Regions from separate parts of the Homo sapiens genome. Here region 2 is linked to region 1. The links are chromatin loops, found by intact Hi-C in ENCODE. Cell type or tissue: HepG2. All regions are shown on one strand. Links, peaks and the distances in the headings refer to the core of each region. The heading gives the core; the rest is flanking DNA. Region 1 holds the start of TRC-GCA2-1 (tRNA-Cys (anticodon GCA) 2-1). Region 2 has its middle 51 kb from the start of LINC01091.

Region 1 (17,182 bases), core at 5,519-13,518:
GAAGAATTTATCAGGCATGAGAAACATGAGGCTATGAATTCTGTCCTGAGAAACTAGAGTGATTAGCTTAAAAATGTGACTGTCACTGGACATCAGCTATTGATGTGGTTTCTCCATTATCTGGTTACTCTTAAACTAGCAACTAACCAACTTCAAGATGCGAAAATTATAATTAAAAAACGTTCTGCTTTTTCAAAGATAATGTTCAGTATTGCATAATTACTCCAATTAAAACTCTTAAAGGGATTTTTCTATTAATATTAAAAATCAACATAACATTCAATACCAAAATATATTTAGGAAAATAATCATGGACAAAGCTCAGAGAACATTCTGGGCAGTGGGGGTTGAGGGGGAGTGTAACTGAGGGAGTTACTGGTACAGGAATGGATATGTAAATCAAGAGAACAAAATAGAAAACAGGAACTATATCCAACTATTTGTTAAAATTTAATATATGACAAAGTAAATTTTTCACATAAGGGTGTAGAAAGGACTTTTTTTTTTTTTTTTTTTGAGAGATACAGTCTCACTCTGTTGCCCCGGCTGGAGTGCACTGGCACAGTCAGGGCTTACTGCAGCCTCAACCTCCTGGACTCAAGCAATTCTCCCACCTCAGCCTCCCAAAATGCTGGGATTACAGATATGAGCCACCTTGTCCAGTCAGAAGGATTTTTTTAAATGATGTTGGAATAAATAGTAGGCAAGTAAAAAAAAAGTCATTTAAGATCTATATTCTATCCGATATAACAAAGTAATATTTAGATGAGTTTATACACATTCAACAAACAACATGGAGCGCCAACTGTATACTGGGTATGCAAAATGAAAGACCCAGTTTTTGTCCTCAGAGGTGCTCACAGTGGCATGGGGGAGAAAGGTAAACAGAAAATTACAAAACAGTTTGATAGGCAAGGAAGTTCAAATTGCTCCTTCCACTGAGGTTGAACACATAAGGAGAATTCGGCAGGCAATGGTAAGGTACAGCTGCATTTAAGAAGATAGATGTTTCCCACTTGATCATGGTGGATAAGCTTTTTGATGTGTTGCTGGATTCGGTTTGCCAGTATTTTATTGAGGATTTTTGCATCGATGTTCATCAGGGATCTTGGTCTAATATTCTCTTTTTTTGTTGTGTCTCTGCCAGGCTTTGGTATCAGGATGATGCTGGCCTCATAAAATGAGTTAGGGAGGATTCCCTCTTTTTCTATTGATTGGAATAGTTTCAGAAGGAATGGTAACAGCTCCTCCTTGTACCTCTGGTAGAATTCAGCTGTGAATCCATCTGGTCCTGGACTTTTTTTGGTTGGTAGGCTATTAATTATTGCCTCAATTTCAGAGCCTGTTATTGGTCTATTCAGGGATACAGCTTCTTCCTGGTTTAGTCTTGGGAGGGTGTATGTGTCCAGGAATGTACCCATTTCTTCTGGATTTTCTAGTTTATTTGCATAGAAGTGTTTATAGTATTCTCTGATGGTAGTTTGTATTTCTGTGGGATTGGTGGTGATATCCCCTTTATCATTTTTTTATTGTATCTATTTGCTTCTTCTCTCTTTTCTTCTTTATTAGTCTTGCTAGCGGTCTATCAATTTTGTTGATCTTTTCAAAAAACCAGCTCCTGGATTCATTGATTTTTTTGAAGGGTTTTTTGTGTCTCTATCTCCTTCAGTTCAGCTCTGACCTTAGTTATTTCTTGCCTTCTGCTAGCTTTTGAATGTGTTTACCCTTGCTTCTCTAGTTCTTTCAATTGTGATGTCAGGGTGTCAATTTTAGATCTTTCCTGCTTTCTCTTGTGGGCATTTAGTGCTATAAATTTCCCTCTACACACTGCCATAAATGTGTCCCAGAGATTCTGGTATGTTGTATCTTTGTTCTCATTGGTTTCAAAGAACATCTTTATTTCTGCCTTCATTTTGTTATGTACCCAGTAGTCATTCAGGAGCAGGTTGTTCAGTTTCCATGTAGTTGAGCGGTTTTGAGTGAGTTTCTTAATCCTGAGTTCTAGTTTGATTGCACTGTGGTCTGAGAGACAGTTTGTTATAATTTCTATTCTTTTACATTTGCTGAGGTGTGCTTTACTTCCAACTATGCGGTCAATTTTGGAATAAGTGCGATGTGGTACTGAGAAGAATGTATACTCTGTTGATTTGTGGTGGAGAGTTCTGTAGATGTCTATTAGGTCTGCTTGGTGCAGAGCTGAGTTCAATTCCTGGATATCCTTTTTAACATTGTCTAGTTGATCTGTCTAATGTTGACAGTGGGGTGTTAAAGTCTCCCATTATTATTGTGTGGGAGTCTAAGTCTCTTTGTAAGTCTCTAAGGACTTTATGAATCTGGGAGCTCCTGTATTGGGTGCATATATATTTAGGATAGTTAGCTCTTCTTGTTGAATTGATCCCTTTACCATTATGTAATGGCCTTCTTTGTCTCTTTTGATATTTATTGGTTTAAAGTCTGTTTTATCAGAGACTAGGATTACAACCCCTGCCTTTTTTTGTTTTCCATTTGCTTGGTAGCCTGGTTCAACATACGCAAATCAATAAATGTAATCCAGCATATAAACAGAACCAAAGACAAAAACCACAGGATTATCTCAATAGATGCAGAAAAGACCTTTGAAAAAATTCAACAGCGCCTCATGCTAAAAACTCTCAATAAATTCGGTATTGACGGGACGTATCTCAAAATAATAAGAACTATTTATGACAAACCCACAGCCAATATCATACTGAATGGGCAAAAACTGGAAGCATTCCCATTGAAAACTGGCACAAGACAGGGATGCCCTCTCTCACCACTCCTATTCAACATAGTGTTGGAAGTTCTGGCCAGGGCAATCAGGCAAGAGAAAGAAATAAAGAGTATTCAATTAGGAAAAGAGGAAGTCAAATTGTCCCTGTTTGCAGATGACATGATTGTATATTTAGAAAACCCCATCGTCTCAGCCCAAAATCTCCTTAAGCTGATAAGCAACTTCAGCAAAGTCTCAGGATACAAAATCAATGTGCAAAAATCACAAGCATTCTTATACACTAATAACAGACAAACAGAGAGCCAAATCATGAGTGAACTCCCATTCACAATTGCTTCAAAGAGAATAAAATACCTAGGAATCCAACTTACAAGGGATGTGAAGGACATCTTCAAGGAGACCTACAAACCACTGCTCAACGAAATAAAAAAGGATACAAACAAATGGTAGAACATTCCATGCTCATAGATAGGAAGAATCAAAATCATGAAAATGGCCATACTGCCCAAGGTAATTTATAGATTCAATGCCATCCCCATGAAGCTACCAATGTCTTTCTTCACAGAATTGGAAAAAACTACTTTAAAGTTCATATGGAACCAAAAAAGAGCCTGCATTGCCAAGACAATCCTAAGCCAAAAGAACAAAGCTGGAGGCATCACGCTACCTGACTTCAAACTATACTACAAGGCTACAGTAACCAAAACAGCATGGTACTGGTACCAAAACATAGATACAAACCAATGGAACAGAACAGAGCCCTCAGAAATAATACCACACATCTACAACCATCTGATCTTTGACAAACCTGACAAAAACAAGAAATGGGGAAAGGATTCCCTATTTAATAAATGGTGCTGGGAAAACTGGCTAGCCATATGTAGAAAGCTGAAACTGGATCCCTTCCTTACACCTTACACAAAAATTAATTCAAGATGGATTAAAGACTTAAATGTTAGACCTAAAACCATAAAAACCCTGGAAGAAAACCTAGGCAGTACCATTCAGGACATAGGCGTAGGCAAGGACTTCATGTCTACAACACCAAAAGCAATGGCAACAAAAGCCAAAATTGACAAATGGGATCTAATTAAACTAAAGAGCTTCTGCACAGCAAAAGAAACTACCATCAGAGTGAACAGGCAACCTACAGAATGGGAGAAAATTTTTGCAATCTACTCATCTGACAAAGGGCTAATATCCAGAATCTACAAAGAACTCAAACAAATTTACAAGAAAAAAAATGAAAAACCCATCAAAAAGTGGGCAAAGGATATGAACAGACACTTCTCAAAAGAAGACATTTATGCAGCCAACAGACAGATGAAAAAATGCTCATCATCACTGGCCATCAGAGAAATGCAAATCAAAACCACAATGAGATACCATTGCATACCAGTTAGAATGGCGATCATTAAAAAGTCAGGAAACAACAGGTGCTGGAAGGCTTGTGGAGAAATAGGAACACTTTTACACTGTTGGTGGGACTGTAAACTAGTTCAACCATTGTGGAAGACATTGTGGCGATTCCTCAAGGATCTAGAACTAGAAATACCATTTGACCCAGCCATCCCATTACTGGGTATATACCCAAAGGATTATAAAGCATGCTGCTATAAAGACACATGCACACATATGTTTATTGCGGCACTATTCACAATAGCAAAGACTTGGAACCAACCCAAATGTCCATCAATGATTGACTGGATTAAGAAAATGTGGCACATATAAACCACGGAATACTATGCAGCCATAAAAAAGGATGTGTTCATGTCCTTTGTAGGGACTTGGATGAATCTGGAAACCATCATTCTCAGCAGACTATCACAAGGACAAAAAACCAAACACCGCATGTTCTCACTCATAGGTGGGAATTGAGCAATGAGAACACTTGGATACAGGAAGGGGAACGTCACACACTGGGGCCTGTCGTGGGGTGGGGGGAAGGGGGAGGGATAGCATTAGGAGATACACCTCATGTAAATGATGAGTTAATGGGTGCAGCACTCCAACATGGCACATGTATATATACGTAACAAACCTGCACGTTGTGCACATGTACCCTAGAACTTAAAGTATAATTAAAAAAGAAAAAAAGAAGAAAAGATAGATGTTTCTAGCAATTCCAAGTATTCCGTAAGGGAGCACAAAGACTATGTGTTGGCTGGGGAGGCAGGGTAGAACACAGGGGCAGGAAAAGAAAGGAAGTAGGCACAGGAGGCTCAGCAGCAGATCACAAGGGCCTTCTCATCTACAAAATTTGGATTGGATCTTCAAACCTATGGGGCTATGTGGAAGGAGAATAAGGTAAAGAAGTGGCATGATCAGATGTGTGGTTTAGACAGCTCCCTTCACAGCAACATGGTGGAAGTTTCCAACAGAAAAGGCAAAGTATTTGCAAGATCAGTTGAAAGGTGAAGGCAGTTTTCCCTGGAGGCAGGGAGGAGGGCCTGAATGAGAGGGCAGGACCCTAGGGATGGAGATGACCAGGGCAGAAGTTATTTCCCGAGCAACTTGGCAAGCCTGAGTTACCACATCTCTAGCATTTTGATCTGAGCTGCATGTAGGTGCTATTCATCTGAAAAGAGAATTCAAATGGGAGGTAGGTTTTTGGCAGCAGACGGTATTAAACGCAATTTTGGATATGCTGAGTTTAAAAAGCTTGTGGGGCATCAAGGGGAGAGGTCCATTTACAAACCTTGTTTTTGCAAATTTGAGAGCCATCAATAATATGAATGGTAGCCATTTATACATTATATTTAATTAAATATAAACATATACTGAATACTGACTATGTCCTGAGCTGTTCTAGGCTCCAGGGATACAGCAAAAACTAAAACAGACAAGGGCCTGCTCCCACAGGGCTCACACTGTCATGGCGTGGGTGGGGCAAGGGTGGGGAAACAGACAGTGATCAATTATGTACATATGTTAGGGGGTGATAACATCTGTGAAGAAAAATAAGGAGACTGGAGAGTGACTGGGTACAGGGCCAGATGGCTTAGGCAAGCGAGGTACTCAGGACACTAAATGTAGAGAGGCACTCATTCTCAGGTGCTCACCCTGCCCTTGCATGAGAGTGGGTGCCTCCTTAAATTCTGTACCCTGGGTATCTTGCTTGCCTCCGCCTAGTCCCAGCCCTGACTAGATACCTGCTATTTTCTATGGATAACCAGGAAAGCCTTCGTCTAAAGGTGACACTGGAGAACTAAACAACGAAGCAAGCCACATATCGCCATATGTGAGGAAAGAACATTCTAAGCAGACAAAATCATATGTGCAAACGCCCTGAGGCAGGAGAGTAGAGGTGTGTTCAAGAAATATTTCCCAGAAAGCTCACCAAGGGAGAATGTAGGAAAGAGTTCTCTCCCAATGAGAGAACTTCTCAGAGAGCACAAGTAAGGGATGGGCAAAGGGGAAAGGCCAAAAAAGACTAAGAAGGACAGGCCATGGAGGTAGGAGAAAAACAGGAGTGTGTCCTGTCACCACAGACAAGGGAGTAACTTTCCAAAGAGGTAGCAGTTGATACTGGCAACCACCACAGATACCAGATAAGATGCGACAGAAATCTTTCAGAGGCAGCAACTGGGGCTCTGTGCTGACTTTGGGGAAAACAGATTCTGACTTGGAGAGCTTTCCTAAACTAATTCCACACCTGAATGCAAATTTTGGTGTGCACTTGTAAATAATCTTCTTTCTGGTATGGAGAATCACCATAATTATTTCCATTTCAAACCCAAGCAAGCAATGCAGAAACTAAAAATTACAGTTCAATTTGAACACTTTCAATCCAGACATAATAGTCTTATGGGAACTGATTCATAATTAAAGCCTTTGAATTCATGTCCCAGCTGGCCGAACCCTCTCATAAGTAGAGTCAGTTGCTAAAGTATCCCTTCCCTATGGGAATACATAGTCTCATTCTCTGACCTTTAATCGAGGTCCCACATAACACACTGGTCTTAGGCACTCTAGGAATTCTTCACCCCATAGAATGTGAGCATCCCCAATCTCGTCCCCTTGGGCTAGATGAATGGGCATTATTTATTAACTATGAATGAACACAAAGCTCCGGGTTCAACTAAAACCAAAACTCTTCGCTGGATGGAGTAGTTTCCTTTTAACTGAATTCCAGTGCTTTAGGGAATTTGTGGCTTCATAGTCTCATCACCAAAACTTACTTACTAACCAAAACAAAGTAAAAAATATCAGTGAGTGTGTGAGGTTTCACGGTTTAATCAGAAACAGAGGGGGAGGCCATCACTGTAATGAAGTCCAACAAAAGACACATTACATAAAATCAAAAGAAAGCCAAAGAACATAATATGCTCAAGCTCACACCTGTCCATGGAATAATAACATTGTGTTCCATTTTTCACTATGCAAAAGGAAAAACCTATAACATTTTAAAACTACAAGCAGTGGTGGGGGTATAGCTCAGTGGTAGAGCATTTGACTGCAGATCAAGAGGTCCCCGGTTCAAATCCGGGTGCCCCCTCTGTGCTCTGGAGTTTTGCCGGGCGCGGTGGCTCACGCCTGTAATCCCAGCACTTTGGGAGGCCGCGCCTGTAATCCCAGCACTTTGGGAGGCCGGGGCAGATCACGAGGTCAGGAGATCGAGACCATGGCGGTGGCGGGCACCTGTAGTCCCAGCTACTGGGGAGGCTGAGGCAAGAGAATGGCGTGAACCCGGGAGGCGGAGCTTGCAGTGAGCCGAGATCGCGCCACTCACTCCAGCCTGGGCGACAGAGCCAGACTCCGTCTCAAAAAAAAAAAAAAAAAAAAAACTGCAAGCAAAGCTGTCTCAGGTTAACATTTGTATTTCTAAGCAAATTGTTTACCAAGCAACACTTAAGCATGTTTTTTTTTTTTTTTTTTTTTTTTTTTTTAAGACAGAGTCTTGCTCTGTTGCCCAGGCTCGAGTGCAGTGGCGCGATCTCGGCTCACTGCAAGCTCTGCCTCCCGAGCTCACCCCATTCTCCTGCCTCAGCTTCCCGAGTAGCTGGGACTACAGGCGCCAGCCACCACGCCCGGCTAATTTTTTTTCTTTTTTGTATTTTTAGTAGAGACAGGGTTTCACCGTGTTAGCCAGGATGCTCTCGATCTCCTGACCTTGTGATCCGCCCGCCTCAGCCTCCCAAAGTGCTGGGATTACAGGCGTGAGCCACCGCGCCCGGCTGAGCATGTATTATAAGAAAAAACACTGACCCTCGCCACTCCCAAATTTTTTATTTTATTTTTATTTTTTTCTTTAGAGATGGGGACTTACTCTGTTGCCCAGGCTGGAGTGCGGTGGCCTGATCACAGCTCACTGTAGCCTCAACCTCCTGGGCTCTAGTGATCCTCCCACTTCAGCCTCCTGAGTAGTTGGGCCAACAGGTGTGCAACACCACACCCAGCTAATTTTTTTTTTTTCCTGTAGAGACAGGGGTCTCACTTTGTTGCCCAGGCTGGCCTATCTTTTTTAAAAAATTTATACTAATAAGTTAACTTTGAAACCAGCTTAGACAGATTTTTTCCCCTCCAAATGATGCTTCTGTGAAAAATATGAATTATGAGCCACACCTGCTGGCTGACACCTGCTTCTGGCTTTTTCCTGCTCTAAAATGGCTGAGTGAAATGGAAATGAAGCAGGAATTCATAGTTAAGGGTCAATTCTTGGACCAAGGCCGTGATGAAAGAATGTACTTGGATAAGAAACAGAAGATCCTTGCACTTGGCCACTTGGAAAGCTTCTTGGTGGTAGCCTAGGCAGTAATTAATTCACAGATCCAGGTGTTGTATGTATGTTGTGTGTGCTCTCAGAGCATGTCAGGACAACTTGAGAGCAAGAAGTCTGCAGCCACGTGGTTGGGAAGAGAAAGTGCCTTTTAAGAAAAATAAAAAATGGATGTGAGCATTTCACATAGTCAAGTGTTTGCATTAGAGACCAAACAGACATCTACCTCTTTACAGAAATGTATTAACATGCCCGACACTGAAACACCTAGATTAAAATACTTCAACATCTATTTTATAATGTGTCCTCTTTATTTTACCTTCAAAACCACAAGACAATTACCTGCTTCCTGTTTAATATGTACTGAAAATGGAAACGAATTTGATTTTTACCTGACAGCTGTCCCTTCAGATTTTTCCTTTGTTTTGTATTACTATGGCTAGAACAGCCCAGCAGGACCATGACTGTATTTTTTTTTATTGTTTTTTTTGAGACAGCTCACTCTGTCGCCCAAGCTAGAGTGCAGTGGCACGATTTGGGCTCACTGCAACCTCCGCCTTCTGGGTTCAAACGATTCTCCCATCTCAGCCTCCTGAGTAACTGGGATCCAAGCCCGGCTAATTTTTGTATTTTTTAGTAGAGACAGGGTTTCACCGTCTTGGCGAGGCTGGTCTCAAACTCCTGACCTCAAGTGATCCGCCCGCCTGGGCCTCCGAAAGTGCTGGGATTACAGGCGTGAGCCACTGCGCCTCGCCTGACTGCATGTTTTAAACAAAAACTGAGACTTATATGTGTGGACGGTTGGTTGAATTCATTTCAGACTGACTGGGGGTGGGATCTGATGGTCCTAGTGTATCCCCAGTCCCGCTGCAAGTGGAGTCCTCCATGTCGTTAGGAAGATCAGAAAAGCTATCTTGTGAAATGTCACCATGCTCCAGGGCTCTATGGGCAGTCTTCCACTTTTCTACAATACCCCAAACCTATGTGTACCTTTCCCCAGCCTGATGTTGAACACACTCTAAATTACAGCTGTGGACACAGAAGCACAGGTGCGGCCCAGCTGCAGTGGCCATCCTGCCCATCAACCTCTCTGCTTACAAGCCCAAGAGGTCAATGCGAAGCAGCAGGGCCCCCTGAGGACAAGACGTCTCCCTTTTCCCGTAGTTGCACGGGAAGCAACCCGAGACCTCCGAACTTGATGTTTAATGTGAAAAAAGGAAAGAGAGGGAGCCCATGAAAAACAATCTTGCAAGAATTCTGAACACACTTCTTTCGGCTACTCTCTGCCTAAGTGCAAAGGGCACCAAAAGGGTACGTGGGGTCTCCACTGTACTCATGGCTCACCAAAAGAGGCGACTCCCTTCCAGCAATTACTTTTTCTTAATACGGAGGCGCTTCGGCAGGGCTGACCAGACCCATGAGTCTCTCATGCCCTCTCCTTGACAATGCAGCAAGGGGGAATAGCAACAGTTAAAAGAGCGGACCACCTTAAGTAAAGGAAAAAGCGTATTTCCATATTCTTAAACAAAGGGGTTCTGCACCATCTGTCCCTGTCTGGGTGCCTCCGCTCCACACTGAGAGGATTTGCGAGGGATTCAAGTGCACCTTATAGATTAAATAGTCACTCGGCTGCTTAAGCCCGGTTGCCCAGACAATGGCCGCGCAGAGCGCCCCTTCCTCCTTCCTTCCTGTCGAGCGTTCTGCCTGACTACACAAACTCAATGCGCGCGGCTCCCCCGATGCAAGAAGTGGACTTGACCGGAGCTAAAACCAACAAAGGCAGATTCTGGTGGGAGCTGCGGAAGCGCCGGGCACTGAGTCAACAAGCGGGTCGCATTGAAATGCAAATGGCGCGGCCGCGGCCCCGGCGCACCACCTCCCGCTCCTTAACTTCTCAACCCCCGGGCCTCGCCGGGCCTTGAATGGCTCCTTTGACGCGCGGTGGCCGGCTCGGGCCGTGGTCGCGGCCTCGGCGGCGGCGGCGGCAGCGCTGCGTCCCTGCGAACTCTTTTTTTTTTTTTTTTTTTTTTGCCGTAGTTATAATTGCCCTAACTCATCATCACATCATCATCATCACCCTTCCAGACTTGCGGGTGTACACAGCCTGAAGCGCAGAATTCCCTGATCAGTGACCGAGGAACTGAAAATTTCAGCCTGCTGCTAAGGGGGGAAAAAAGTTCCAAAGTCCAATTGTGGCGGTTAGGTTTTGTTTTTTCTAAGAATTTACTCACTTAAGTATTTACTCACTTAAATCCTGTGCGCTTTCTTTTATCCAGAAAGAACCAGACTTAAATTTTTTCAGGTGCTAGATGACATATTTAGCTTAGAAGGAAGTTCTCGCGGATGCTCTGTAAACGTTTAAGTAAAAACAAATCCCGTTTGGCACTTAGTTACCGCCCGCCGTCTCTCCCCACGCCTCCATCCCTTGTTTTACTTTGGCGAGATAATATTATCAGTTTGCTGTTTATTTTGTGCTTTCCCTAAGGTCTAAAGTTAATGCATGTCCTGTTAAAATTCCTACAGGACAGTAAAGGGAGAGTAAAGGTGAGTTTTCTTTACAGAAATAAAAGGCTAATTTAATTTTTTTAAACGATGAGTTACTAGTAGTAGTTTAAAGCTACGTGGTAATTAAAAGTCACCTGAAAACCTAAGATGACCTTCTACAGGAGCTATATTTGGCTGCTATTTCAGACTGTTAGGAAATAAGGACTGATATATCTATAACAAATATAATGAAGTAAATAATTTTTCAACTCCTAATTTTGTAAGTTAACCAGAATATAATCGTATTTGAACATCTAATAGTTGTGTAATTCACTGAAATACACAGATTATTTTGCTAAAAAGCAACTAAAGAAACATGCTACCATCTTTAATTTTGCATAATTTTTAATTTATTTGGTATAACAGAGTCGAATTTAAGAAAAACTTTCATAGTTGGCGTGGCTTAAAATCAGAATACTTTATGCTTTTTGAAGGTAGGTCTTTTCTTTTGGTAACACCTCCCTACCCAGCACACAGGTGTGTGTGCAAACACACACACACACACACTTTGGCCTATAAAAAATAATTGTTGGATTGCGTTGAGCTGAGTTGAGTAGACTTAAAGAGTCGAGTTGCTCTACAAGGCAAGATTCAGAATTACAGTAATGGCATTACTTTCTGTAATGTATATCCAATAGTTCTGCTTGCGCATCCATTCTCCCTTATAGAAGGTGAACCTAATTTTCATTCAGAGGACTATCCCTCTCCCACTCACAGTCTCAGTGGTTCAGTGAGGCCGACCCCATCCACATACATGGCTCCAGGGCCACAGCTAGTCCATACAATGTCTTCACACAAGTTAGAAAAATGCACTGCTTCCTTCAGGCAAATGAAGTCCAGCACCAGAGCACCAGCCTTGCCCAGAAAATAGCCAGGGTTGCACTGCCTTGTCAGCTGGGGCTTTGTACACTTCACATCACATGCAGTCCTTCCTATTTCCAGCAGTAAACATGTGACTGCCATCAGCCTATTCAGTCTATAGTGGTAAGTTTCAGGAACAGGCATATGAACCAAGTTGATCTCATGATAGCCGGGAACTTTTGCTGAAATTATTAGAATAAAGCCATTCTTGCTTTCTAGTGGAACTGAATAACTCAGGGGTTCCCAACCCCCAGGCCACATACTGGTACTGGTCCGTGGCCTGCTAGGAACTGGGCCACACAGCAGGACACTGCTCCCCATTGCTCACATTACCACCTGAGCTCCGCCTCCTGTCAGATCAGCTGTGGCATTAGATTCTCATAGGAGAATAAACCCTATTGTGAACTGCACATGCAAGGGATCTAGGTTGCCAGCTCCTGAGAATCTAAAGCCTGATGATCTGTCACTGTCTCCCATCACTCCCAGATGGTCCCATCTGGTTGCAGGAAAACAAGCTCAGGGGTCCCACTGATTCTACATTATGGTGAATTGTATTGTTATTTCATTATATATTATAATGTAATAATAGAAATAAAGTCCACAATAAATGTAATGCACTTGAATCATCCAGAAACCATCCCCCACTCCCAGGTCCATGGAAAAATTGTCTTCCACAAAACCAGTCACTGGTGCCAAAAAGATTAGGGACTGCTGGAATAAGTGGTAGCATACAGACTTGGGGCTGCACTCTACCATCCTGTCATCAGTGAGGAACAGTCATCCATAGGAAAGAAAGAGAAGGAGAGTGAGAGATTAACCATATCATATGAGCACCCAGATACAGCCATATCTAAATCAATCACCTTTTCAGTGATGTAAGCCAATAAATTCCTTCTTTTAAATAAGCCATTTTAAGGCCGGGTGTGGTGGCTCACACCTGTAATCTCAGCACTTTGGGAGGCTGAGGCGGGTGGATCACCTGAGGTCAGGAGTTCGACCAGCCTGACCAATATGGTGAAACCCCCGTCTCTACTAAAAATACAAAAATTAGCCAGGCCTGGTGGCACACACCTGTAATCCCAGCTACTCAGGAGGCTGAAGCAGAAGAATCGCTTGAACCGGGGAGGCAGAGGTTGCAGTGAGCCGAGATTGCGCCACTGCACTCCAGCCTGAGTGACAGAGCGAGATTCCTTCTCAAAAAAAAAAAAAATAAAGTAAAATAAATAAGCCATTTTAATGATTTTTCTGTCATTTGCAATCCAAAAGAGTTTTGACCAATACAGTTGCCGCAGTAGGAAAATGTAAATCTCACAGTAAATGATAAGTATGTAACCGAATTAATGTTGGGGTTTGATATCACTGCACTTGATAATTATTTCAGTAACAGGTAAATCAGTGTAAGTCAACTTTTATAAACAACCATTCTATTTCCCCTGCCTTTTTGTCTTCAATATATAATATATTAAATTAAAATATATAAATGAATTTTATTTTCTTTGGTGGTTTGAACGGTTTTCTCTTGGCAGTGCCCATTGTTGAAAACAGTTTGAGTACTGAATGGGATGTTTAGACAGAAAGGTTGAAAACTACCCAAGGAACAAATCCCCTTGATATGTTTAATTCTGATTGTAAGTGGAATTTTTAAAAAAAATCTTTTCACATCTATTGAGCAGTCTAATAAATCTGAAATTATATTAGTAAATAAAAGAACAAACCACATAGGATATAAGAACTTAAAAAAAAAACAGTAATCCCTGGATATCAGCAAAATTTTACTAAGAAAGAGTTATACCAAACTACATTTATTTATCATTTGATGACCAAGATGGCAGCTTGCTCTTTGTTCCCAGAAATAGTCAAGTGGAAGATAGAAGATGAATCGTTTGTTAGGGATACAGAAGAAATTCTGCCTGCAGGGAGAAGTTCAACTGGTTTCTAGGTTTCTTTTAATTTTCACATCTTGAGTTTATAATTCTAACATTTTGTACATAGCAGATATGAACTTTCCCCCAAATTAATTACTATCTTCTCATCTCTTTACCATGTTGTCCTCCCCCCTCACTTATCATTCATGATTATCATTTCATTACTTTGAATTGCATTTATTTGAACCTGAAAAAATTAAATTTTGTTTTCAAAAAAGTATAACAACCTGAATTGTTTCCAGTTTTAGCCCAAAGCTAAGTTCCTGTTGCTGTTTTTATTTGAATATACAAGAACAGAGGATTTAGATATGAATGAAAATTAAGAGAAACTGCAATTCATTTTTTCTAGTTCCTGTTCTTTGTTATTCTTGGCTGCACCATTGTCATACCTTAGGAGATTGAAAAGAAATGCCATTAGTTCTTTGTTTTGTAAATACGGACTTCTTTTCCTTTTTTGCTGTAATGTCTGACACATCTGCTTTCTATTTTTATATCATAATTACAAGTACCTCTTCCATAGCTCCACTCTTCCTTTGAAATTCCTCATCTTTAAGAAGAAATCACTCACAGCTAAAATGGCCTCTCTGACTCCCACCTGTGACCTGCCTATACTATCTGCTAAGTTTCATTAAATGGAGAATAGGGCCAGAGGTTTGACAGCTCCTGTAAAAGTGAACAATGAGTTGTGTTCCTCAGCATTTCTCTTTTCTTTTCTGTGTTTTTTTTTTTTTTTTTTTTGAGACGGAGTCTCACTCTGTTACCCAGGCTGGAGCGCAGCCGCACGATCTCTGCTTGCTGCAACCTCTGCTTCCCGAGTTCAAGCAATTCTCCTGCCTCAGCCTCCCAAGTAGCTGGGACTACAGGCACATGCCACCATGCCCAGCTAATTTTTGTATTTTTAGTAGAGATGGAGTTTTACCATGTTGGCCAGGCTGGTCTTGAATGCCTGACCTCAGGTGATCCACCCACTTTAGCCTCCCAAAGTGCTGGGATTACAGGTGTGAGCCACCATGCCCAGCAAGTTCCTCAGCATTTCTAGACCCTCTTGTAGCTTGACTTCCTGTGCTTCACAGGCCAAAAGATGAACTCCACACTTTCCAGACTCCCTTGCAGTGAAGGTCCGTATGAAATCTAGCTTCTGCCAAGCCAACATGACCACACAGAACTCGAAGGTGGAAGTGAACAAGGTGAGGAGATCAAGTCTCCCGGAAAGCAGAAACCTCCAATTCTTCTTGGGCAGCTGTGGAAGAGTTTCTGAAGCTCAGTTCCTAGAGTTGTAGGTTCCAAGTGACCAGGAGGCAATGCCAGGAGTGTTTTGCTCAAAACAGTCCTTTGTTGGACTTAGCAAATTTCTCAGGGCTGCTCCATTCCTAGCTGTTGTAGCAACCACTTGGGCATAGTTCTTTGGCCTCCTTCTTTAACTACCAAGTATCTGGTATCTGCTTGAACCAATTAGAGTGAATTCTGCTGCATAAAGTAATTGGTAACAGAGGTACTTCAAGTGAGGGAAATAGAAATCTGAGATTGGTTGTCTGACTTGGTTGGATGTGAAAGCACTGAGGATCTGGTTACTATTGGGAGGGAGCACAGTGATGGAGGTTGCCTAAACCTTTACTGGCAGTCACCAGAATACAGTCACTGGGACCACCAGGATGCTTCTTAGTGAAGACAAGGTTTTACAGACCAAGTGGCCACCATTATAGAACAGAATGGAGGGACATAAGCCAGACTACTTCCATTGTACTGGAGCACTTAAATAAAGAAAAGGATGACATCAAGGTTCTTAGTTCTTGTTTAAGGCCTGATCAGAGACCAAGGAATTACTATAATTACCCTAAAGACATTTTATCTTTTGTCAGCCACATTTTTTGTCTGACATAGCCAAAACTGAGATATAGAGTCTGATTCCATGAGTCCCTGAATTATGACATAGATGAATTTACATTCATATTAGGTCTCTTATGTGAAACTTTGAATCGCTTGTTACACTGCCAACCCCACCCTTAACTGGAATGGAGATATCTGGGAGGATTTAGCTGCAATGAGTGTCTAAACTGCCAAGCTCTAATGCACTAGTTCAGCTTAATCGGCTCCTCCTCTTCTGTATGTTGAAGTTGTAACTATCTTTCTTTAAGAGTCTATAACAATCTCACTTCACATAAATAACTTGCAATGAGTACCAATTCTCCTTATCCTTCTCTTCTACCACCATTCATTGCCTCAAGACTTATAACTACAGTCATATTCCAGCATTCACTAGATTATAAAATTAAACCAAAGAGAGAAAGACTCAAACACAATTGTATCATTTTTCTAATTTAGAACATCAAGAACATAGATTATATGTGTTGGAACAGACTCTAAGGTTTCTAAACAAAAGAGAGGGTAAATAATTTTAGATCAGGTTGAATTAATCAACATGGCTGCAGTTATCAGTGATTTCATCTTAAACAATTGGCGCTTGTTCCATTTGTTCACTTGGTTTTCTGAAACCTAGACTCAGAGTTGTTTCAGATGCCAGAAATTTCTTGATACCATGTAGAGGAAAGAACCTAAAGACTTAAAGAAATAGCTAGGTTGAGACATATTTTCATGTGCAGTCTGCTTACCCAGTTCCTAACTACATATACCAAGAGGGCCTAGAGGACACTCATTGAACCTTGACATTACATAATACATTGGCAAGGGTAAGTACCAACATTTTTTTTAATGGAGTGGTGGCTTTCCTTTGTAGGTCAGTAATGAAGGTCAGTAGTGAAGATTCCTCTTCAAAGGAAGCTTTAAATAGTCAGGTTATTAAGATTGCCTGTTTTCTAGATATTGGTTTGTTCTCTTTACTTAGCTATGTTTAGTTGGCTTATGAAATAAGAGACTGTAGGTATGGGGTTATATATGGGCTCAACATGGATTTTTCTCAACCACAGCTAAACTATCTATCTTCTGCAGTTTCTAATCTGCAAGCAGCAGAAAATCAATATTGAGCCTTTAATAGAGCAACCTGACCATGAAGGAACTAGGCAGTCATCAGGTAAGGTAACTTACATCGGATCCTTTCATCCTTTCATCATAGAGGGAATAGTTATTGTCCTCACAGATAGTTTGTTTTGGATATGGATTTGACCACCCTACTGCAATTGCTTCTTTATGCAGTAATTTACTTGTGCCAAATGAATGCCTTATTCACCAACATGGTCCACTACATACATCATTTCTTCTAATCAAGAGGATAAATGCACTGAAAAATAAACGTAAGGCAATGGTCACATGCCCATAGACTTCACTGGTTTCATTATCTACTCCACCCCTAAATAGTTGACCTGACAAAAATAATTGTGGAATGGCTTGTTAAAGACTTCATTACAGTCTGGCTGAAAGATATTT
Region 2 (14,269 bases), core at 1,111-9,110, 94 kb before region 1:
ATTTTCTCCTGCTCTGTAGGTTGTCTGTTCACTCAGATGAGTTTCTTTGCTGTGCAGAAGCTCTTTGATTTAATTAGATCCCACTTGTCAATTTTTGCTTTTGTTGCAATTCCTTTCATACATCTATTTTTCTAAAGTATACAAAGAACATTTTTACTTGATGTATATCATAATAAATAAAATAATGTAAATAGGAGTATACCTAAGAAATAGTGGGGGTTTAGTTTCAGACCACTGCAATAGAGTAAATATTGCAATAAAGCGAGTAACAGGAATTTTCCCAGTGAATATAAAAGTTACATTTACACTACACTACAGTCTAAGTGTGCAATTGCATTATATCTAAAAAATGTACATATCTTAATTTTTAAAATATTTTATTGCTAAAAAATTCTAGCAATCATCTGAGCCTTCAGCGAGTCATGATCTTTTTACTGGTAGAAGGTCTTGACTTGACGTTGATAGCTGTTCCTTGTATAGGGTGGTGACTACTGAAGGTTGGGGTGGTTTTTTTTTTTTTTTTGAGACAGAGTCTCGCTCTGTCACCCAGGCTGGAATGCAATGGCGCGATCTCGGCTCACTGCAAGCTCCGCCTCCCTGGTTCATGCCATTCTCCTGCCTCAGCCTCCCGAGTAGTTGGGACTACAGGCACCCGACACCACACCCAGCTAAGTTTTTTGTATTTTTAGTAGACGGGGTTTCACCATGTTAGCCAGTCTGGTCTCGATCTCCTGACCTCATGATCTGCCCGCCTCGGCCTCCCAAAATGCTGGGAGTGAGGTGAGCCACCGTGCCTGGCCAGTTTTGGCAATTTCTTTAAGACAATAATAAATGTTGCCAAATCAATTAACTCATCCTTTCGTGAAAGATTCCTCATAACATGAAATGCTGCTTGATAGCATTTTACCGCAGTTGAACTTCTTTGAAAATTGAAGTCACTCTTCTCAAACCCTGCTACTGCTTTATCAACTAAGTTTATATAATATTCTAAATCTTTTGTTGTCATTTCAACAATGTTCACAGATTTTTCACCAGAAGTAGATTCCATCTCAAGAAACCACTTTCTTTGCTCATCAATCCACAAGAAGCAACTCCTCATCCATTAAAGTTTAATATGAGATTGTAGTAATTCAATCATATCATCAGGCACCATGTCTAATTCTAGTGCTCTTGCTATTTTCATCCCACCTACAGTTACTTGCTCCACCCAAGTCTTTAGCCCCTCAAAGTCATCCATGATGTTGGAATCAACTTCTTCCCAATTCCTGTTCATGACATTTTGACGTCCTCCTCTGAATCACGAGTGCTTTAAATGGCTTCTAAAGTCACGAATCTTTTCCAGAAGGTTTTCAACTGACTTTGCCCAGATCCATCCAGATTCCCTCAGAGGATTCACTGTCTATGGCAACTATTGCCTTACAAAATGTATTTCTTAAATCATAAAACATGAAAGTCTAAATTACTTCTTGATACCTGGGCAGCAGAATGGGTGTTCTATCAGCAGGCATGAAAACAAAATTAATGTCCTTGTACATCTCTATCAGTGCTTTTGGGTGGTCAGGTCCATTGTTAATGAACAGTAATATTTTGAAAAGAATCTTTTTTTCTGAGCAGTAGATCATCAGTATACATAAAATATTTAGTAAACCATGCTGTAAGTAGATGTGCTGTCATCCAGGCTTTGTTGCCCCACTTATAGAGCACAGGCAGAGTAGATTTAACATAATTCTTAGGGGCCCTAGGATTTTCAGATGGTAAATGAGCATTGGCTTCAACTTAAAGTCACCAGCTGCATTAGCCCCTAACGAGAGAGTCAGCCTGTCCTTTGAAGCTTTGAAGCCAGACATTGACTTTTCCTCTATAGCTGTGTTAGCAGCTGCAAATCCATTTGGGTCTGCAGCAACCTCAACTCTCACATCCTCAGAAGACTTCGACCAAAAGTCAAAACACAGAGTAAGAGACTAAGTCGAGTTTTAGAGCAGGAGTGAAAGTTTGTTTAAAAGTTTTAGGGACCAGACGCGGTGGCTCACACCTGTAATCCCAGCACTTTGGGAGGCCAAGGCAGGCAGATCACTTGAGCTCAGGAGTTCGAGACCAGCATGGCCAACATGGCGAAACACTGTCTCTAGTAAAAATACAAAAATTAGCTGGGCATGTGGTGTACACTTGTACTCCCAGCACTCAGGAGACTGAGGCAGGAGAATCGCTTGAACCCAGGAGCCTGAGGTTGCAGTGAGCCAAGATTGTGCCAATGCACTCCAGCCTGGGAGACAGAGTGCGACTCCATCTCAAAAATAAATAAATAAATAAAAATAAAAGGAAAGAAAATAAAAGTTTCAGGGCAGGAATGAAAGGAAGTACGCTTGGAAGAGGGCCAAGTGGGCAACTTAAGAAAATCAAGTACGTGGTTTGACCTTTGATTTGGGGAGTCATATGTTGGCATGCTTCCAAGGCTGCATTACATCTCCCATTTCTTCCCTTGGGCAGGCTGTCCGTATGCACAGTGGCTGCCAGCACTTGTGAGGGACTGCATGCACGGTGTGTTTACTGGAGTTGTATGTATGTGTGCTCACTTGAGGCGTTCTCTTACCAGTCGAATGTTCCTAGAAGGTCAAATACCAGTTAAACTCCAATATTTTGCCTCTTAGTGCATATGCTTGAGCCCACTCACCCAGCCCCTAGATTTTATCAGGAAGCTGCTGATCACCAGTTTCAGATATTTCTATCTATTGGGAGACTGCCTTTCCCTGGCGCTGGCTGCAATCAATTATTATTTTAGAGAGACTGTTAACAACCACCTGACCATCACCTGATGGTAGCCTGACATTCCTGTTGGGAAGGAGGCCCTCTCCTGACCTGCTCATGTCTGCCTGACTACCTACTGTAACACTGTGAAAGTCCTAGGTGGCATCTTCTTCCAACTGAAGGCTGTTTTGTCTATAGTGAAAGCCTATTGTTTAGTGTGGTCACTTTTATCAATTAGCTAGTCCTTCTGGATGACTTCTACATCAGCACTTACTGCTTCACTTTGCACTTTTATGTTAGGGAGAGGGCTTCTTCCCTAAAACCTCAGGAACCAACCTCTGCTAGCTTCCAATTTTTCTTCTACAGCTTCCTCACCTCTCTCAGACCTTCATAAAATGGAAGCGAGTTAGAATCTTGCTCTGGGGCTTTGGCTTGTGGGAATGCTGTGGCTGGTTTGATCTTTTATCCAGACCACTTAAACTTTCTCCATATCAACATAAGGCTGTTGCACTTTCTTTTCCTTTCTTTTCTTTTTAAATAGAGACAGGGTCTCACTATGTTGCCCAGGCTGGTCTCAAACTCCCAGGCTCAAGTGATCCTCCTGCCTTGGCCTCCCAAAGTGCTGGGATTAGAAGAGTGAGCCACCATGCCCGGCCTCTGTTGTGCTATCTTATCATTAATGTGTTCATTGGAATAGTACTTTTAATTTCTTCAAGAACTTTTCCTTTGCACTCACAACTTGGCTGTTTGGCACAAGAGGCCTACCTTTTGGCCTATCTTGACTTTAACATGCCTTCCTCACTAAGCTTATTCATTTCTAAATTTGATTCAAAGTGAGAGACTTGCAACTCTTCCTTTCACTTGAACACTTAGAAGCCATTGAAGGGTTATTCGTTGGCCCCATTTCAATATCGTGTGTCTGACGGAATAGGGAGGCCCCAGAGAGACGAGAAAACCATTGGTATGTGGAGCAGTCAGAACACACCATCTTGTATGGGGGCAGTTCATGGTGCCCCCACCAAAATTACAATAGTGACATCAAAGATCATGATTACAGATCACTATAACAGATATAATAATAATTGCAGCAAACCACCATGGCACATGTATACCTATGTAACAAATCTGCACGTTCAGCACATGTATCCCAGAATTTAAAGTAAAATTTAAAAATATATATAATAATAATGAAAAAGTTTGAAATATTGTGAAAATTACCACAGTGTGACACAGAGACACTAAGTGGGCACATGCTGTTGGGAAGAATAGGGCTGATAGACTTGCTCAATGCAAGGTTGCCACAAACCTTCAGTTTGCAGAAAACGCAGCACCTGTGAAGCACAATAAAACAAGGTGTGTCTCTAAAGCTCTAACACAGATCCTGGCTTGGGTAGATGGTTAGTGAATTATATCAGCTTGATTCATTCATTCTACAATTCTGACAGAGCACTACTATCTACCAGTCAGTATCAGCTTTTCTGAAAGATTAGGGAAAGATCATTAACTTTTAGTGAGTGTTTTTTTCTTTTTTCACATCATAATGGTCCTCAAGATTCAGAATCAGCCGCAGTTGAAATTTAACAAGGACAGTGAACCGACTTCTTCTCCAAAGAGGCAGTTGTATAAAGAGCAGCATTGATAAAAGTCCTGACCGTCTCATTCTCCACAAGGATTTCTACATAGGTCTAATTTTCATTTTCACAATAAGCCTCAGTATTCACCACATGCAAGTATTTAACTTCGAAACCTCAAAATAATCAATCTCTATCATATTATTGTTCTTAAGCAGCCAGAAATCTCTTCAGAGACTTTATTAGAAATGTTGGTAATCCTTCAAAATGCCAATTGGCGTCTTTTTCAAACTGTTCTGTAACATCATCTCTATCATCATCCTCCACAGATACCTCCAGAAGGATTCTAGTCAATAAGTTACTTAAAGTGTTCACCACACATGTGGGATTAGATACAGATGAGTGGTTGTAATATATTTCAGAGGTCACTGTAAATGCAGAAAGGAAATAGCTGCATATTCTATTTCCTCAAGACAAAATTTGTTTATAGGAATTATTGATTAAAAACATTAAAACAATTTCTGTGTTCACAGAGTACCTTCCTTTCAGTGATTGCAGTCACCAATAAAATTTGTGGTTAAAATATGTCTTAAAATATGTACCACATTTAGATTTGAAATAAGCAGAGAAGGAAATGTTGAATTGTTTTGAGAGGAGAGAAAAAGAAAAAAAAAACAGTAAAACGGAAGCATAGATGGATTTCTTACCTTAACTGCCAAAAATGAGACTGAGTCTCAAAATCTTTTTCTTTCTATAATTTACCAAAGTGAAGGGAGTCAGAGAAATTAGGACTCAATTATCCAGATTCCTAAACAATGGGTCCTGCAGTCACCAGTTAATTGTTTAAGCCTCCACTTCCTTTTGTCTGTGTTTTCTGGGGTGGGAGGGAGGAAAAGAGAAAGGAAACACATAGAAAACAGATGTGGAAAGAAATATTTATCAACAAAAAGTCTTGGTAAACCACGATTTTTATATCGCCCTTGCACTATATTTTCCAAGTTTCCTAGTTTTCTCAAACCCCAAAGAATTTGTAGCTAGAGAGGAAAACCAAAGCTTTTTATATGTTTTCCACAGGATTAGGAAGGCATATTTGGAGAATTCTGATGCTTTTCCCTTAACCTAATATTAATACATGTTTTTGACTCAAGGAATTTCTGTCAGAGAATGGGAGAAATAAAAGGTTCATTTAGCTGGTTTGTTCTGTCCTTGGACTTCCAGGCAGAATAAACAGCACCTTGTGACAAAGGCGGGCCACACGCTGGCTGAGCTCCAGGCAGACACTGGGGGATGCAGTCTGTTTATCAGACAGCACATTGTCTTAACCAGGATGTGGTTGGCTTTTGTAACAAGAAGTATGCAAATAAGTTTCCCAGAGACCCAACACCCTGTTCCCCACCACACTTGTTCCTTCAGTAGACACATGCTAATGGTGGCTGCCCTGAGAACAGAAGAGAGAGCCACAGAAAGAGGAGAGGAAGAGGAAGTGTCCTGAATTAGCCAGATTAGCCAATGGATCTTTTCAAGAAATACACCACAAAGAATACAACTCCAAGCCACCCTGATTCCCAAAAAAAAAGCATTCTAAAATAATATTGAATATTTTTTAATGTTCAAAAATGTTAAAACTTCTGAATCTGGGTTCATTTATTCTCAGTACAGAGGAAGGCAATGAGGCTTTGAAATGCTGCATGTTCTCTCCAGAAAAATTGCATCACCAGACTCTTCATCAAACCTCTGCCAAAAACGTCTTTCTCAACTTCAGTTGCCTCATATATAAAAAGGTGCTAATAATAGTACCTATGATGTATGGTTGCTGGAAGGATTAAATGAGGTAATTAATAGAAAACAATTTAGCACAATGCCCAGCACACATCTGGGCTCTGAAAATGTTAGCAGGTTGTATATTATGCTTTATTGAGCTGTGTATCATAAAAACACAAAGAATGAAAGAAAAGTACCAGAGGGAAAGAACTTGAAGTGGTAAACATAATTACTGAGAAGGAAGAACAGTATCCCACTTGCTACTAGAAAGAGTTTAATGAATTACTAGTTTCTATAGACTTTGGAGTCAGACAGGCCTGGTTTTACATAACCTTGGGAAAATTTCCTAATCCTATCTGTGTCTAGGTTTCTTTATCTGTAACATGAGTTTAACACCCACCAAGCAGGGTTTTAGGAGTAAATGAGACAATACATGAAAAGGTTCACCTTCTTTCAGTCTCCTCACATCACCTTTACATGAAAGTGACTAACACAGCACCAGGCAAACATAGTCACTGAATAGTGGTTATTATGTGTTTGCTTTATTTACACAATCGTACGGTTGGGTTTAAATTCCAGCTCTGCCACTTTATTGCTGTGTAATTTTAGGCCAGTTGCTTAACCTTTCTGGGCTTCAATTTCCTCCACAGTAAAATGGGGCTCCATAATAATACCTATCTCAACAGGTTTGCTGTGAGGATCAAGTGAGCTAATTCCTACAAGGCCCTCAGAACTAGCTCATGGCACTAAATAAAGACTGGCCACTATTGGTTGTAATCATAGTCTTACTACTTGATGCCAACAGTTAATTTCATTTTACTGCTACATTCTGTAAGGCATGGAATGGCTATTTGGCATAACTGTAATCAGACTGCCATTTCTGGCCATTAGAATTGCACTGGATATCTTTGCAAACGTTCATATAATCCAAAGCACTGACATTAATTATGTCTCATTATTTCAAAACGATTTATTCAAAGTAGGCAAAGAATGGTTTTCTCCTGATGGTTGGGTTCACCTTCTTTCAGTCTCCTCACATCACCTTTCATTCATGAAATAATCTCTCTCTTTGCCAGGGCAAATGAATGGGAAATCAATATCAAAATGATTTCAGAAAAAGAATTCAGTCTTACAGACTTCAGTTACTCAATATACTTTAAACTGGAAAATGTTTCATTTGCTACTTCCACATTTCTACAATTTCTACTCCTATATAAGCAAATGCAGATGACCCAGCAGTGGCCCTCCTCCGATGCCTGTAATATGTAACTTAGGTTTTGTTGTGATTTTCCTTTCACTTGCCTGTCTTCCCAACTGTTGAGTATTTGAAAGGAGTATTACTCCTCTCTTTCAGATCTGTAACTTCTGTAACTAACACATAGCACTGTGGTGTCTGAAGCCACTTCACCTGTGTTCAAATCCCAACTTTAACATTTAATAGCTTTGTGACTATGGCTAAGTCACTGAAATTCTCTATGCCTCAGTTCTTTATCTATAAAAATAAGGATGATAATAACAACCTCATGAGATTTCAGTGAAGATTAGAGATCCTAATACATGGAAAGGGCTTAGAACAGAGTCAGACTGAGGAATCATAGTTAATACTGTATTATTTTGCTGTTATTAATATTGGTGATAACTGGCTGGCATGTTCTTACTCTCATACAGCTTATGTATCACTGCTTGAGGCAAATTAATGAATATATCAATAAAATTAATCAGGTAATAATATGTGCTGTGATTGATATAGGAAAGGGTACTGTGATAAAGTGTGACTGAAAGACTACTTTAGATTGGATGGTCAGAGAAGGCCTCTCAAAGGATATGATGATTGAAGGTAAAACCAGGAAAAAGCCAGCCTTAAGAAGTCATGGAGAAAGAGCATTCCATAGACAGAGAAAACTACCCAAAAGCCTTAAGGCAGGAAGGAGCTTGTCTTGTTCCACAGCAGAAAGAATGTCAGTGTGGTTTGGCTGGAGTGTAGTCAGCAAGGCAGAGAAGGATAGGAAATGATGCCAGAGAGGTAGGCATTGGCTAGAAAATATAGACACCTAGAACCTGAGAGAGAATTTAAACGTATTTCAAGTATAAGGAGTTACCTTTGTTGAGTCTTGCAAATTTACATGATCTCATTTATATTTTCAAATAATCACTCTGGCTGCTATGTAGATCGGAATCAAGGAGATAAACTTGGAGGCTCTTGCAGTAATCCAACCAAAACAAAACAAACAAAAAGAGGAGGTAGCTTATATTAGGATGGGAGTGGTGGAGACAAAAAGTAGATGGAGTTGGGATAGGTTTTGAAGATAAAATCAACAGGATGTGCTGATGGATCAACAATATAGGTAATTGAGGTAAATATGCTTTCTAAAGGAAAAAGATGTTCAGATGATGCTGCACCTTTTTAATGCAGTCATGCGTCACGTAATGACAAGGATGCATTCTGAGAAATGCAGTGTTGGGCAGTTTTGTTGTTGTATAAACATCATGAAGTGTGCTTACCCAAACCTAGATGGTATAACCTACTACACACCTAAGCTGGTATCGCTTGTGTGTCCTGGGCTGCAAACCTGTAAGGAATGTCACTGTTCTGAAGACAGCAGGCAATTGTAACACAAGATGATTATTTGTATACCCAAACATATCCAAACATAGAAAAGATACAGTCAAAATATGGTATTATAATCCTATAGGACCACTGTCACATATGCAGTTCAATGTTGACTCATATGTCATTATGTGGCATATGACTGTACTGTGCTTTAGATTTAGCTCTAATTTAAGGCATAAAATGACTTATAAAAGTTCTAAAATGGACATAAAAAGGGATAGGACTATAAAAACTTTCCAATAAGTATGGAGGAAACCTGAAAACATCACGGCTAGTAGCCCTCTTCCTCCACACAGTCTGCAGAAGGCTGCAAGCCGCTAGGGAAAATCCTTCTCACTGCTTAGTGCCATATCAGTATGATAAGAAAAAAAAAAAAATAGGCAATATGAACTGACAGAGGGGAGGAGATGCGCTCATGAACCTGGGCTAGTAAGTGGGTCCCCATAGCCCATGTGCAGTTTGCAAGGGACCCAGAAGGTCATATGTGCCATAGCACTGGACCCCAATGAGCAAGACCACCTGGTGGAATAATACAGACCTGACATCAGAAAAAATAATGAACACACAATGTGAGTATTTCTCAACCCCATGCCAGAACACCTGAAAGCCCAGATAGGATCTGTTCTACCTCAACAGACACGGCACAACAGAGACCAATAAGGAACAGGAGAATGGTGTCAGATCCTGCCGTGTTACTTTAACCAACCTCATACACTACAATGTCATCTTGAGGAGATGCAGGGAGAGGAGAAGGAATTCAAAAAACCTCTCTCGAAAAGAGAATAAGTAATCCAAAGGATATGGATACCATTACTTGGCAAGCTTCAGTTTGTCTTTCTTTTTCTTTCTTCCTTCCTTTTTCTTTCTTCCTTTCTTTCTCTCTTTTTTTTTTTTTTTTTTTGACAGAGTCTCACTCTGTCACTCATGCTGGAGTGCAGTGGTGCAATCTCAGCTCACTGCAACCTCCACCTCCTGGATTCAAGTGATTCTCCTGCCTCAGCCTCCCAAGTAGCTGGGGCTACAGGCGCACACCACCACGCCCAGCTAATTTTTGTATTTTTAGTAAAGATGGGGTTTCACCATGTTGGCCAGGATGGTCTCGATCTCTTGACCTCATGATCTGCCTGCCTCAGCCTCCCAAAGTGCTGGGATTACAGGCGTGAGCCACTGCGCCTTGCTAGTTTTCTTTCTTTCTAACAAGGTAAAGGCTTAGGAAGAAAATTAGCTGTGATGTAAAAAATATAGAAGCTACATTTTCTTTACTCATCTAATTTATAATTATTACATTTGTAATAGTATCATAAATTCAGTTCACAGTATTAATATTGGACAAGGCTAAATTCAAGCAAAAGTGTTAAACAAAACAAATAATAAACTTTATGATATAGAATATAATCCACAATGAGATTATAACTTTCTTGGTGCACAAAAGTTATATTAATTTCATAATGCAGAGACTATAGGGAATGCAAGGGAAAATAGACTACAACATAAGATTAGAAAACTCTAAATCATAATTTTAGTCCATGGAAAAATCAATTAGAGAAAAAATAAGAATGTTTGATATCAATTCTATAATTGATTAATATTAACATAATAGATATGTAGAAATTGCTATCCTAATAAAAATAATTCACCTACTTTACAAGAATTCGTGGTACCTTTATAAAATTTTGACTATAAATCAAACCAAAACAAAACAACAACAAACTAGAAATGCATAGAACACTTTATTGACTATAACCCCATTGATAAACTATAGATGAAGAAGAGGAGGAGAAGGAAGAGAAGTCAAGAAGGAAGAGAAGGACATGAAGAAGAAAATCAACCACATAAATGTTAAGAAACTTGCTTTTAATCAATACTTGGATCAAAGAAAATATCAAAACTAAAGTTTCAAAATATCTACAAAATAATAATGAAATGCATTACATATTTTAAAATATGGGCCAGGCTGAAAAAACTACTTTGAATTAAACTCATAATCATGAGCACATTATTAAGATAAGAAAGAAAAAAATAAATTAATATTCAAGTCAATACATTAGGAAAAAAACAAAATTAGAGAAAGTGGAAGGAAGGAAAAGGAAGAACAAATACTATGAATTAGAAAAATAAAATCAGTTAATTATACTAAAATACAAAAAAGTATTAGTGATTAATACAAAAACTGATTTATTGAAATAATTAATAAAATAAACCAGTAGCAGGCTTAGTCCAGACAAAGAACATTAACACAATTATAAAAAAGAAATAGCCACAAACATGGAGGAATTTAAAACAATCATTAGAGACACTCAGATAAATATGTTTTTATCCATAATTTTTTGGAGTTGATCTAAAATACTCCATTTCTTTTTGCTGTTCATAATATCAATGTCAAAAAATGTTATAGCAAAGCAAGTGAATTTTAACGTTGTTAAATCATGAAAATCTTCAAGACTGTTTAACTAAAACATCTATAGATTTTGGGTTTCCACTGTCGTCGGTGGCAATTTTTTTTTTCTCAGGGCATCTCTCAGTGACTGGGCTCATTATTTCATGACCAAAACAGTCACTGGGGCTTCATTTCTTAAGTGATTTTATTCTGAATATAGAACCTTCCAATAGGGGCTAAATCTTAGCATTAGCAGGAAATTATAATGTTAAGTATACTTTCATGCCTCCAACCATCCCCAAAACTACCAGTCAAGTAAATTTCACAAATTTACTCTAATTAAATCTAAAAAGTGTCATATGTGCTTTAAATGTCAGTCAATTTTGACGTAATTATACCTGAAGGCAGGAATCCATCAGGGACTCTTTTTTAATAATTAATCTCAGATGGGAAGTGAGGGAGTCAAGGAATATTTGCAGATAATTAGTTCCATTCCTATCTTTCTTGGCTGACAGTGAAAGTATAGGTGCATTTTGGGAAGGATACATAAGGATGGTTTTGTTTCTGTCATCTCCATTGCATTTTTTTCAATGGGGTCAATTTCATCGTGAATTTATAAAAAACTGAGATTTAATTTGAGAAAATATGCAACCTACAATACAAGAATAAACCTTCACATGTGTAGAATGCTTTTGAAGGGGCTCAAGATATGCCATCCGAAAATATGCCACTTTAGCATAAGAATTATTTTTATCTGAAGGCAATTGGGAATCAATAGACATAAGAAGAGTTCTCTGCTCTCCTCTTATCTGCCTAAAATCAGGGCCAAGATTTCGCTTTATGAGGGTGCACCATTACCACCACCACCACCACCCTTACCAGGAAAGGAAGCACAGCTCTTATCATTGAGATGCAGAGTCAACATCAAAATGAGTCTGCATAAACAGATCTTACTAAAATATCCCTTATCTTCCATTCATTCTCCCATCTATTTCCTAGTCACTTCCCACAATTTATCACCCCTTGAATCCCAAATGCTTTCCTTTGTTAAAAAGGTATATAAACCGCTAAGTCTAACTACTTCTTTGAGTTTCACTTCTTTTTTATGAATTTCCAGGCATGTGAATATTAATAAAAATTGTGTGTCTTTTTCCTGTTAATCTGTCTTTTGTTAGTTTAATTCACAGGTCCCCATGTCTTGAACCTAAGATGATAGGGGAAAAGTTTTTTTTTTTTTTCCTCTCCAACACTTTATAGTTCTCAAAATGCTTTCACAGTTACTCTCTCATTCCATTCTCACAACAGGTCTCCAGGTAAGTAGGCCAGGTATCATTGTCTTCATTACAGATAAAGAAATTAAGGATTAGATATCAAAAAACTTGCTATAAGATTGTACCTCAACCAGAACTAAGCAAATTTACTGGGCATGCACAATGACTTCCCCCTCGCACACCTATAGCAGACATCACTAATTCATCAAAGTACTCTTTTCCCTGAGGACAAACATCTCCAGAATCCTTCCCAACACAGTTTCCATGAAACCACTTTGCTATCCCTGAACTGTGACTTCGTAGTGATATCCAAGAATATTGGTAGTTTTCTACCTTTGCTCCATGGATAGGCTTCTCCGGCATCAGAGTATCTCTGAATCCCTTTCTTCGAGAATCTTTACCCATATTACCTTTTTCTAAATAATTTTCTAAAATTAAAAACAAAATGTTCCATACATATAAACTTTCTGATACTTCATAGTCTTCTCTCTCAGAGTCTGCAATGGACCCTTTTCTCAGGATCAGCATGAGACAAATTCATGGACTTTGTCTCTTTGAATCACCCTATTGCCTGGCTGACCATTCTTAGTATTAGCCAGAGTACACTCTTAACTTCTGGGGAAAACTAAAGTGGTCTGGCAAACACTCTTTGCAGTGGGAATTCTCCCTTGAGTACATGTCAATTTGCACATATCCCAGGGTTCACCAGCAAAACAATCTTAATATCTACATCTCAGTTGCCACAGCAATTTCCTCAATACAGGAGAGCTTAGGGAATGAGAAAAAAAAAAAATGAATCAGACCTGAGAACTACTGACATGGTTTCTTACTGCAAAACTGTTTTATCTTTAAATATACTACATAAAAAGGTCAAATAAAGTTCATGTAACCTTTCCAATCATTCCTATTTTCTTGGTATGTTTTGACTGGCCATCAGAAAAGAACTTTTCTCCAGTAAGTGTAAGGTCTGCCATTCACATTGCTGAAGTTTCTCTGCATCAAGATTATACATGCTAAACACAAAATTTGATAAAATAAGGCAATTGATTATTTTTAACTTAATATTTTTATTTGAGCAGCATGTTCCCGAGAACACACATTGAGTTTGCTGCAGAAGCTTTGTATATTTGGTGTTATCGAGATAGAGGGAGAAAATGAGATCATAAGAGGGAAAACAAACTGCCCCTTTTTCCTTCTCTTTAAAAGTATCTTTCTGGGGCCTCATTCCCTTAAGACCCTGTCTCTACTGGCCATGATATCAACAAATGTGTGATGAGAAGTTAATGGCTGATAATACCCCTCTATCATATAAAATACCTTTATTTTAATAGGCCCAAAGGCAAAGAAGCAGGTTTTCCAAACACTAAAGAAAAAGGATAATATTGCACAATAGATGCTTTTAGCACCCCTACATATCTGCCTATGTGTGAGTCTATCTCTCACTCCTAAAATTAGAGCCTCGCTAGAAGCTAAAATGTCAATAATCAAACTCATGAACCACACTTTTACTTAGCTTTCTACTAGGAAGGACAATTGAGAAGTCAAAAACAAAGCTAAAAATGAGCAGTTATAGTAAGACGACAAGACCACCCATCTCCTAAATTTTCTAAAACAATGTGAGTTGGATTTTGTCAGTTTACCAGGGAAAACTAGATGTTAATCTTGAAAGTAGAAATAGGACAAATGGATCTGATAAAATTAGTCTTACCTCATCTTAGGTGGGGTCAATCCTATGATACTAAAGAAAGAAGTTATATCTATACCCTCATTTTCACCAATATTTGCTTACTCAAACACACATAAACCATAAGAAAAGCCATGGCTTAGCTTAGAATGTCACTTAGAATGTAGATGTCACTCAACATCTTGGGATTTCTAAAGCATTCTATAGGACCAACAAGATACTCCCAAAAGAGAGTTTAAATAGAGGAGT

What was found. A loop is a pair of places that touch in the nucleus more often than their neighbours do. Peaks named below come from ENCODE experiments on the same cell type or tissue, not always from the same donor. Only the 100,000 strongest peaks of a DNase experiment are listed, where the experiment ranks them.
Region 2: a loop joins it to region 1, with 5 times the contacts of the local background. A loop is called at or near these places in 2 of 110 quality-filtered maps.

Annotation. Positions count from the first base shown.
Region 1 is chr4:123,498,918-123,516,099 of GRCh38, reverse strand. TRC-GCA2-1 (tRNA-Cys (anticodon GCA) 2-1) reads left to right here and starts at 7,179; the gene lies at 7,179-7,250. RefSeq lists enhancers at 9,712-10,559, 13,917-14,418. In HepG2, for the core only: no CTCF peak of the experiment used is centred there; DNase peaks (open chromatin) are centred at 10,249 and 10,849; H3K4me3 peaks cover 1,342 bases.
Region 2 is chr4:123,591,541-123,605,809 of GRCh38, reverse strand. No RefSeq gene overlaps it. Among named protein-coding and RNA genes, the nearest start is that of LINC01091, 51 kb to the left of the region's middle. RefSeq lists enhancers at 4,869-5,514, 5,482-5,776. In HepG2, for the core only: no CTCF peak of the experiment used is centred there; DNase peaks (open chromatin) are centred at 5,609 and 6,499; H3K4me3 peaks cover 979 bases.